Regions from separate parts of the Homo sapiens genome. Here region 2 is linked to region 1. The links are chromatin contacts, found by Hi-C in ENCODE. All regions are on one chromosome and are shown on one strand. Each heading gives the region's core, a stretch centred on a gene start or an enhancer-like site at or near the end of the contact. The rest is flanking DNA. Distances are from core to core; before and after follow the strand shown.

What was found. A loop is a pair of places that touch in the nucleus more often than their neighbours do. Pooled maps may share reads with other maps.
Region 2: a loop to region 1 is called in a map of CD8-positive, alpha-beta T cell, with 15 times the contacts of the local background. The contact joins the promoter of ZNF638 here to the promoter of TEX261 in region 1. A Hi-C loop is called at or near these places in 4 of 168 maps with a recorded cell type or tissue (CD4-positive, alpha-beta T cell, CD8-positive, alpha-beta T cell and naive thymus-derived CD4-positive, alpha-beta T cell), 6 of 37 single-sample maps with no recorded cell type and 10 of 50 pooled maps.

What each region holds. Positions count from the first base shown.
Region 1 is chr2:70,990,891-70,996,692 of GRCh38, reverse strand. TEX261 (testis expressed 261) reads left to right here and starts at 1,820. Exons shown (of 6, transcript NM_144582.3): 1 at 1,820-2,005; 2 at 2,918-2,997; 3 at 4,710-4,863. The coding sequence starts at 1,936. RefSeq lists an enhancer at 1,009-1,058 and silencers at 1,599-2,128, 2,159-2,248.
Region 2 is chr2:71,328,506-71,333,798 of GRCh38, reverse strand. ZNF638 (zinc finger protein 638) reads right to left here and starts at 2,017. Exons shown (of 28, transcript NM_014497.5): 1 at 1,924-2,017. RefSeq lists enhancers at 1,051-1,736, 1,737-2,424 and a silencer at 2,008-2,217.

The DNA of each region.
Region 1 (5,802 bases), core at 571-3,070:
GCCCAGAGTAACTGCGACTACAGGTACGCACCACCATGCCTGGCCATTTTAAAATTTTTCTTTGCCCAGGCTGGTCTTGAACTCCTGGCCTCAAGTGATCCTCCTACCTCAGCCTCCCAAAGTACTGGGATTACAGGCATGAGCCACTGTGCCCAGCCTGCTTTGTAATCTTTTTTTTTTTTTTTTTCTTGAGACGGAGTCTCGCTCTGTCGCCCAGGCTGGAGTGCAGTGGCGCAATCTCGGCTCACTGCAACTTCTGCCTCCCGGGTTCACGCTCTTCTCCTGCCTCAGTTTCTTGAGTAGCTGGGACTACAGGCGCCCGCCACCAAGCCCGGCTAATTTTTTGTATTTTTAGTAGAGACTGGGTTTCACCGTGTTAGCCAGGATGGGCTTTGTAATCTTATGTATTTTGTTGGGGGGAGGGGGAAGCTATGCATAACATAAAATTGACCGTTTTAACCATTTTACAATTCTGTAACACTGTATACAATTCAGTGACATTAAGCACATTCACACTGTTGTGATGCCATCAGCACCATCCATCTTCCCAAACTGAAACCCTGTATCCATTAAAAAGTAACTCCCCATTCTTTGTCCCCCAGACCCTGGCAAGCACCATTTAACTTTCTGCCCATGATTTTGACTACTCTGGGTACCTCATATGAGGGGAATCATACAATGTGTGTCCTTCCCTATTTGGCTTATTTCACTTAGCATCATGCCTTCAAGGTTCATTGATGTTGTAGCATGTGTCAGAATTTCACTTCATTTTAAGGCTAGATAATATTCCATTGTATGTTTATAGCACTTTATGTCTATCTTTTCGTCAACCGATGGACATTTGGGTTGCTTCCCTCTTCTGACCATTGTGAATAATGCTATGAATATTGGTATACAAATGTCTCTGCTTTCTCAGTTCTTTTGGGTATATACCCAGAAGTAGAATTGCTAAATCATACGGTAATTGTTTTTTTTAGGAATACGTATTTTTATGCAGGAAAAATATGATTCTGAAATAAGCCTACTAGACTCTTGTTCTACATACTTTATTTTGCATGCCTGTCTCCGCCACTAGATGGGAGACTTGTTGACAAGGACTAACCGGTTCCAGGTGCCCCTCAGGAACCCTCCCAGAGGTGTAGTAAATGCATCCAGCGCCTAGCGGACGCCCTGCGTGCCCGGCAAGGGGTGAGGTGCAGGCGATACAAAGGTGCAGAATGTACCCCAAAAGAACAGCCTAGAGGGGAATTAGGCCGGAGGATGACCGATTAAAATCACCCCAACTCCTGATTGTGCCGCTTCCTAGGTGCATGACCCAGGGCAACTTCCTTTGGCCCCGGCTTCCCCGTCTATAAAATGATTTACATTATCTGCTCAAATTTCCGACAAGAACACACCTCGCCTTTATCACAGAGCGTGGCACATATTAGGAATTCAATAATTTTGTCCCTATCACCTGCGATAGCAAGAGACAGACTTGTCCGCAACCTGCCGGGAGGCAGGTTCTGGGGAGGTTGCTGGGGCGCGGTCGGGCGGCCCTGTCCGGCCCTGGACCACCTCCAGGCTGGTACGGGAGTGCACAGGGAGGGACTGGAGGCTGCACTCCGAGCCCCAGTATGGGCGCTTGGTCGTCTCCGCCCCTGGGCACCGTCCCGCCTCCCTCTGGCTGCAGCGGTCTGCATTCATTCCCCTCAGTGGAGCGGGGGATCCTGGCGGGGCAGCGGCGGTTGGCCCTCCTCTCCGGCGGGCGGCGCTAGCGCGAGCCTGGCCCCGGGCAGCGCTAGGGCCGGGCTCCTCTCGGCGGCGGCGCACCGTCGTCCTGTCGTCCGCGGGGCGGGGACGCGGCGGCGGCGGCGGCGGTGGCGGCTGTGTGTCGCCGGAGCCGAAGCGCGCAGGCCCGTCCCGGTGGCCGGGGAGCGGGCGGGTGGGGGCGCCATGTGGTTCATGTACCTGCTGAGCTGGCTGTCGCTCTTCATCCAGGTGGCCTTCATCACGCTGGCTGTCGGTGAGACTGCACGACCCCGGCCCGCGCGGGCTCCCGCCCCGGCATCGGTGCTCGTTGGGGGTCGCATCGCGGGGGTTTCGGAGCCACTCGGGGGACCACTGCCCGGCGCTCCCGGCCTTCGCCGCCCCAACCCCTTCCCGCCTGATCCTGCCCCTCCTGTCGAGCCTGGCAGCCCGGCCTGACCGTGGCTCCTTCCAGGTGTCACAGAGTCCGCTCCGGCACTGCCCGAGAAAGGGTGACTCGAGTGCCGCCCCCGCGTCTGCGGACCGCTAACCGCTGCGGCTCCCACTCTTCGCGGGCCTGCCGCGCGGAACTTTTCCCCAACGCCTACCGCCGCCTTTGCGCCTCTGGCCCTTCATGCTCCCTGCTCTCTCCACCTTTGACACTTCTCCTCTGGCTGGTTCCCATTCGGCCTCAGTTGAGATGTCATCTTTTCCGGGAAGTCCACAGGGGTTGATGGTCCAGCAGTGCCCTGTCCTTTCCCTAAAGTAGCATTTCTCACACTAAACTCGTCTGTCTCTCCCTACTGTTCCCCTTCCCTTTCCCAAGCTGGGTCAGGGAAGGACCCTTGTCTGTCTTTTTCAGCTGTATTCTCAGCCCAGGGACCTGGCTCATGCCAAGTGCCCAGCAGGTGTTTATTGAATACGTGAAATTCCGTTTTCTGAGCCAGAGGTTATCATTGTACTGTGGCATCAAATGCAGACTTTCGTTGATTTTTATGAGATTTGTCCTTAGTTGCCCTAAGAAAGTTTTACTTCTCCAGACTTGGAAGGGCAACACATGGGATGTTTGGTTTGTTCTTGACCTTCTGGGGTCCATGAAGGGTGGATGGGGACTGGGCTGCAGAGAGAGGGGTGACCAGGATGGTGGGAGTGACCCTGGCTGATAGTCTCCCTGCCTCCCACCCTGCAGCGGCTGGACTCTATTACCTGGCAGAACTGATAGAAGAATACACAGTGGCCACCAGCAGGATCATAAAATACATGATCTGGGTAAGTGGCATCTTTCTCCAGGAGTCCTCCTCACTCTTTTGCCCTGCCTCAAAAGCAGGAAGTGGGGAGAGTTTGGCATGGATGATGAGGCCTGTGTCTCTGCTGTTTCCTGAGCATACACTCTTACCTCCTTGCCCTGAACGCTGTCTTTTGGGTCTGCACTCCTGGGCCCAGATCTTCCCTGGCCGCCTTCCCCAAGTGGCATTGTTTCACTGCAGGCCTTGTGCTCTAGTCCTTAAGGTGACAGCGAAGTGTACTTCTCTGTTGACAAGACCGTAGATTTGACTTTGCTTAGCTCTCTCCCGCTGTCTTTAGCCCTTTGCTCTGCTCACAGCATTTAAAACTTAGAGGAGCCATAAGACAGTTTTGCATATATGTTCATTGCCATCTTTCTAATCGGATCAAGTGATTTGTCCTAAGATCGGCACAGCTTCGCTGCCCTCGCCCTTCCCTGGTCTCATGGGAGGCTTCTCTTACTGAAGACACAGTCCTTGCCACTGATATCAAAGCCATAGGGGTGACTGCTGGTGGACAGACTTCCTTCAGCTGCAGGAAAGGCTGGGGGTAGGGGTGCCATTGGAGAGAAAGCGTCCACAGCCCCTCAAGTCGCCTGGTGTCAGCAGCCATGTGCACTCTGGGCATGGCTGAGGTTGGGAGTTCACAGTGGAGGCAAGACTATAGCCCTCAGCTCTGGTCCAGAGGCCCAGCTTGTGGGTGTTGGCACAGTAATTAGCCCTTCATTCAGCCAACTGTCATTTGCTAAGCACTGACAACTGTAGGTACTTATCAGTAGTGTTTTTCAAACTGTAGGCATGATTCATTATTTGGCTGTATAGTAGGTCACAATCAGCATTTTTTAAAAAAAGGAACATAAATAGAATTGAAATTTGAGCTTTGAATCATATATATGTATATATGTGTTGGGGTCACAGTGTAAAATGTTTTTCTTTTTCTTTTTTTTTTTTTGAGATGGAGTTTCGCTCTTATTACCCAGGCTGGAGTGCAGTGGCACAATCTCAGCTCACCGCAACCTCTGCCTCCTGGGTTCAAGCGATTCTCCTGCCTCAGCCTCCCGAGTAGCTGGGATTATAGGCATGTGCCACCATGCCTGGCTAATTTTGTATTTTTAGTAGAGATGGGGTTTCTCCATGTTGGTCAGGCTGGTCACAAACTCCCAACCTCAGGTGATCTGCCTGCCTTGGCCTCCCAAAGTGTTGGGATTCCAGGCGTGAGCCACCTCGCCTGGCAGATGTTTTTCTTACTGTGGGTTGCTGTCAAAAAGTTTGAGAAATGGGCTGGGTGCGGTGGCTCACACCTGTAATCCCAGCACTTTGGGAGGCCATCAGAAGTTTGAGACCAGCCTGGCCAACATGGCAAAACCCTGTCTCTACTAAAGACACAAAAATTAGCTGGGCGTGGTTGTGCATGCCTGTAGTCCCAACTACTCAGGAGGCTGAGGCAAGAGAATTGCTTGAATCCAGGAGATCGCGCCACTGCACTCCAGCCTGGATGACAGAGTGAGACTCCGTCTCAAAAAAAAAAAAAAAAATGTTGCCTTTTGGGAGCAGAGAACCTAGCTGGGGAGGCCAGACCTGTGAAATGAGGAGATTGAAGCATGAACCTAGTGCTGCCCAGAGCGGGCTGGGGGTTGGTGAGTCCAGGAACGTTGCCTGGAAGAAGCGCCCTGCACTGTCTGCCTCTGGTTGTTTCAGTTCTCCACCGCTGTACTGATTGGCCTCTACGTCTTTGAGCGCTTCCCCACCAGCATGATTGGAGTGGGCCTATTCACCAACCTCGTCTACTTTGGCCTCCTCCAGACCTTCCCCTTCATCATGCTGACCTCGCCTAACTTCATCCTGTCGTGTGGTGAGAGGGGACAGAGTTGGGGAGGCAGCTGATGTGGTTGGGTGTGCCCATCTCCATCCTGGGCACTAAAGGGGATACAGAAAAAGGAAGCCAGCTGTTGAAGTCCTCCAGGAAGCCAGGCTAGTTGGGAAGATGCGGTTCTTACTGCTGAGGACTCTAGAGCCCACCTTGGCTCTAGTGAATAGAATTTGTTGGGGCTGGGGACTCAGACAGGGAGGGCTTTCCCAGAGAGGTAAGTTTGAAGGAGAGTTTGGGAAAGAAGAGGTTGTGGATTGGCTGAGGCAGGGCCCCCAACTGAGCAGTTCCAGCCTCAAAAAAACCACTTGGCCAGAAAAAGCCCAAAGCCCTTCCGGTAGGCAGGCAGCTGTCCGTCCAGTCCTCTGACCCAAAGTCATTGTTAGGACTGGAGCCTCATGGGGCTGTGAGCACCTTGCAGACTCTGGCCTGGTGTGAATGCCTCCTGGGGGCTGCAGCTTCTCATCTCATTCTCACTGGCTGCCGCTGCCTCGGGCTTGAGCCTGGATGTGGAGGACCCAGTCTTCTTGGCGTTGCCCTGCCACCACTTTCTGACCCTGGGGAATCATTGGCCCTCTCTGGGCCTTAGCTTCTCCATCTATTCAGAGAGGATGTTTCTGAAAGAACTATTGGGAGACTCAGTGGGCATATAGTAGGTGCATATAGGTATTTACAGATATTCCTGGAAAAGGCTTCGGAAAGTATTTTGGTTGCCAAGATTGCCATTGCTCCTGTTCATCATTGCTGGCTACCCTAGCTTTCAGTCAGGGTATCAGATGGAGTTAGGGGTTTTTTAGAGTGACTTTTCTATTTCTATGAGAGAGCCTGGAGGGTGAATATTATCCACACAAAGGGCATATTGTTAAAGCCAAAACTGGTTTCTTCCTTGGGTGTGATTTCACCAAAGAATTTGTTCAGCAGAGG
Region 2 (5,293 bases), core at 768-3,267, 340 kb before region 1:
AGCAGGAAGTAATAATGTCACCATTTTAGAGATAAGGAAACAAAAGCTCAAGAAAGACTAAAATAATTTACCAAAGTCTCACACATACTGAGGAAAAGGGAGATGTGAATCCAGATCTTCCGACTGCAAAGCCTATTCTCTTTCCACTAAACTACTTGTCTCATTTTCTTCCACTTACATAAAAACAAAATTTCCGGAGATCACCTACTTAAGAGCACCCAAGAAAAACCCTAAGATAGTCAAGTACAAAGTGATGACTTTTTTAAACTACAGTACCTAAACCTTTTTAACCTAGAGTACCTGCCGTATACACCCTCCAAAACAAAATGCAAAAAAGGATTACAAAACAAATACAACCAATATACAATAAATATGTGACCATAAACACATTATGAAAACTAGTTAATAAAAACGAATAAGATTTTGTGATTTCTTCCAACTGTTATATTTACCCTTTCTTGGTTCCAAGACAAATAAATCCCCAAGGAAGGAATGGCCCAGCATATTTTAATGTATAACATGCTGGGACGCCCTGTAATTATTTAGAAGTACATATTACAGAATATGGAGTACAAAATAAAATATAAAATGCTGTCAAACTTTTTTAAAAGACAGCAACATAAGTCCACTAAGTCTCAAATGTCTAATCATTAACAAAATTTAAAGCTATTTGAATGTCATTTACATGTTTGTTTTTCTCCGAAAACTTCCTTAAATTCACCTTTTTTTGGTCAATCCTTTTCTCCAGGTTATCAATTTTTAATTGTAAATCTGAACCAGCAAGCACAACATCCCTGAAAAAATAATCCTTTACAACAAATGAGGGGAAAAAGCAGAAAATTTTTTGTGCAAAATTCCAGAGCTCGTTGGAAAAAGTACTTGAACATAAATCGCTGGATCCTGGTGACAAGTTTTTCATCGGGACTCCTTTAAACTACTACAATTTCTGGTCCTGGCCCCAAACTTCGCCTAAGGACAAATTTTAAGATTAAGAAAAATTAGCTTCAGGTAGCCTTCACTCTATAGCTCAATCCATGATTTTGTAATACTGAAGTATCCCTCATTAACAATTACCTCAAACAACAAAAGATCTATTTCAAACGTTCTCAAGGATTCCAGTCTGTGATATATACATTCCCCCTTCCTTTAAGAGAACGGGGCCCAAGCTAAGAATCACACAAAAACAATTCACTAACGTTCTGTTTTCACAATTCCTCTGAGAAATTTGGAAATACTGTTAGGTATCACAACCATTTATGAGTCCTCAGTCTCCCACAGAGGTGATATTTTCTTTGGTTTCATACCTGCACTACGCAGCACAGAACACCAGCCCGGAAAAGCCGCTGGATCCTAACATTCCCTCCTTCATCCCGACACCCCCTCCCCAACCCCAAACACAAACACGCTCTTCTCTCCACGCTTCTTGCACAATGTCGCTGGTCAGAGGGCTCGGCTCAAACTCCACCGCCTCTTCGGGCCCGACGGGAACGCTTCCTCCCTGCTCGGCATTCCCTCACCACCGCTTCCTCGGCTGTCAGGCCCAGCGCAGCCTCGGCAGGCCGGGCGCTGCTGGGGAAGGGGCCGCCTCGGCCTCGCCAAAGGGCTCTTCACGATCCTCGGCCCAGTGCAACGGCGTCAGGCAGCTCTTCTCGAGGCAGGGTCCTTCACGAGTACCCGGACGGGCCCTCCCGGGTAGCGAAGTGAATAAACGACGGAGCAGGGCAGCACAGCACAGCTTCCCTTCCCATCCCGGGGGTCCCCCAACCTCCTCCCGCCCCCGCCGTCTGCCCGCCGCCATTTTGTGCGGAGCCGCTGCGACACAGATACAATAGTCGGCCCGGATCTCACAGGAAGGGCTCAGGACCCCCACGATACCGGCCTCCGCCTTCCAACCCCCTACTCCCCACAGGGCAGCGGTCCTACCTATGCCTACCCGACTAACAGCTGGATCCCATCCGCGCCCCACACAGTTTAGCACTCAGCCTCCAGTCTCGACGCCGAAAACGCTACCGCCTCCAAAGAGCTGCACGCATGCGCGCCTCCCAGCTCCTGCGAGCCCTCGTAGGCTCCCGGCGCCTGCGTACCGCTGGCACCGCGCTCGCCCGAAGCCCGAGAAGAGCCGGGCGGAGCGGGCTCCCGGAAGGGGCGCTCCCGCGTGGTGGCGGCGAAGGCGTGCGGCAAAAAAAAAAAAAAACTCCAGCGCCGTCTTCACTCTTTTGCTGGTTCTGTGCCTGTCCTCTCCAAACCGCTCATCCTTTTAAGACCTATATTGTCTCACCTCCTTCATGAAGTCTTCCCTGATCATTTGTGCCTTCAATAATAACATTATATGGCCAGGCGCGGTGGTTCACGCCTGTAATCCCAGCACTTTGGGAGACCGAGGTGGGTGGATCATCTGAGGTCAGGAGTTCGAGACCAGCCCGGCCAACAGGGTGAAACCCCGTTACTAAAAACACAAAAAATAGCCGGTGGCGCGCGCCTGTAGTCCCAGCTACTAGGGGGTGCTGAGGCAGGTGAATTGCTTGAACCCGGGAGGCGGAGGTTGCAGTGAGGGAAGATTGCACCACTGCACTCCAGCCTGGGCAACAGAGTGAGACTCCATCTCAAATAATAATAACAACATTATATTATAACAGGTTATATTCGCGCCTAGCACGTTAATATAATGCTTTGTATGGTCAAGATTTTGCCTGCTTTTATCCTGTCACCTTGCACCTTTTGATCCCTATGGCAATGATGTGTGTCATAGCTACTCAAAACTGTAAAGTAGAATTCAACCAAAGCTATTCAGCTAAAACTTTAACACTCTGAAAATCCTTTTGTCATTTCACAATAAAAAGCCCTATCTGTGTGGTAGATATTTGTAATCTCCATTTTACCCATGGAAAACCTTGGGATGACAGACGTTAAAGAACTGTGTTATGCAATGTTTTATCTTCTCGAGGTGGCTGTACTACACCAATATGAAAACCCAGTCATTGTTCAAAATCTGGTAAAGCTACAAGCCCTGCCGTATGCATACCACACAAATCACACCACCCACCCTGAGTCTCACACATCGGTTTTACCTAGCACTCAAGCAAATGCATTTCTTTTATTCACATTAAAACAAGCATTTGAAAGACTAAAAAGAAAAGTCGTTTTAAAAAGATATCTTATCGGATTTTCATTTCAAACCAAAAATCCTGCTAGGGACAACAAATCAAAAACAACAAAGAAAAAGCCAACAAGCTCCCCCTAAACACCAAATAACCCATGTTAACATTTGATAAGTTTCCTTCCATACATTTCTTTATATTCATACAAACACATTATTTGCATGTAACAGGAAATGTTTTCTTTTTTCACACATTAGCTATTTGCTTTTCTGATTACTGACATTTCTCCAAGTAAACCATATAATCCTTTTTTAAATAATTGTATAATATTCATAGTATAGCTGCCTCAGCAATTATTCAGCCTGTTGTTGAACACTGAAGTTGTTTCCAGTCTTTTTGCTACTGCAAACACTGCTGTATACAAAGACTTACCAAATTATGCTTTAATTTCTAAAGGCTAGAATCATCATAGTGGGAATGCTAGATTAAATGTATATGTGTGTACATACATTTAATTTTAATAGGTGTTGTAGAAAAACTTCCCAAAAAGTTTCTACAAAGTGTCACTTCCACTAAATATGTAAGAAAATAGGCAGGGCAAGGTGGCTCATGCCTGTAATCCCAGCACTTTGGGAGGCTGAGGCAGGTGAATCACAAGGTTAGGAGTTCAAGACCAGCCTGACCAACATGGTGAAACCCAATCTCTACTAAAAATATAAAAATTAGCTGGCTGTGGTGGTGCACGCCTGTAATCCCAGCTACTCGGGAGGCTGAGGCAGGAGAATCACTTGAACCCAGGAGGCAGAGGTTGCAGTGAGCCGAGATCACGCCACTGCACTCCAGCCTGGGTGACAGAGTCAGACTCTGTCTCAAAAAAAAAAAAAAAAAAAAAGAAAATAACCATTTCCCTACAAACTCACTTCTTTCTCAAACCTGAAATACTTTAAATATCATTGGACTTACCTGTTCTTTAAAGTTTGAAATAATTCACCTTTGAAATATCTTGTTTGGTGCTTTTTCTGAGAGTTGTTCTTCTCTAATTTTCTCTTGATACTTTATGATATTTAGTTGGATAAGAATTTCTCTCTCTTCCACAATGAATTTGGTAATTTATATTTTGCTTGAAAAGCATCCATTTCATCTAGATTTTCAAACATTTCCCTAGAGTTAGGCAAAGTAACTTATGAAATTTCTTTCATTTCCTTTATGTGGGCCCCTTATATGGCTTTATTTATTTGCACAGCACTTATCACCTTCTGATATACCAATAATTTATTTATTTGTTTCTTTTCCATCTTCCTCCACTAGAAATGTAAGCTCCCTGAGGTCAGGGATATTTGTCTGTTTTCTTCACTGCTTTATTTCCAATACAGAGAATGATAGTTGGTACGCAGTAGAAAATCAGCAAATATTTCTTGAAAGAATGAATGACTCTGATGGTGTGTATGTGTGTGTGTGCGTGTGTGTGTGTGTGTCACTGTCAAGCATCTTTTCATATCTACTAGCCAGGTGTATTTCTTTCTTTTTTTTTTTAAGTCTCCATTTAACTGTTTTATCTGGTGATAATAAACTGGCAACACAAAGGGGCCGAGGGTGAACTCCCAGCCAGGCTCCCGTGCCCAGGCTTTGGCAGGAGCCATGTGTATTTCTTCATTTAAAAAAACTCTTTTTCATATTATTTGTGCATATTTCTAGTGAAGTGATTGTCTCTTATCAGGAGGTAGCTCTCACTATATATTTGTCAAATATGTGGCAATTAGTTTCTCCTCACTGAAATTTTGTTTCTATCTTTTGCTATTATAAACTAAATGGTCATGAAATCAAATCTATCAATCTTTTCATTTATGACTTCTGAGTCTTCTTTTCATCCCACTCCCTTGAAGCATACACACCCAGAAATTACACAAAATTCTCCTGAGTTATCTAAACTTCACAGTTCATAATTGTTCACTTTTGTTTACAACCTCACAATTTTATTTTTTACATTTAGATGTTTAATCAATCTAACATAATTTTTATGGTATGAGGTAGATCTAGCTTCATTTTCTTCCAAATGAATAAAGGCAATCATGAAGGTTCCAGCTGTTAAGTAAACCATCCTTTTTCACATAATTGAAATATATCTTCCCCTTAAAAAGCAAATAACAAAAACTATTTCATTCCCATGTATAAAAATGGATTTATGGCTCTTCTAG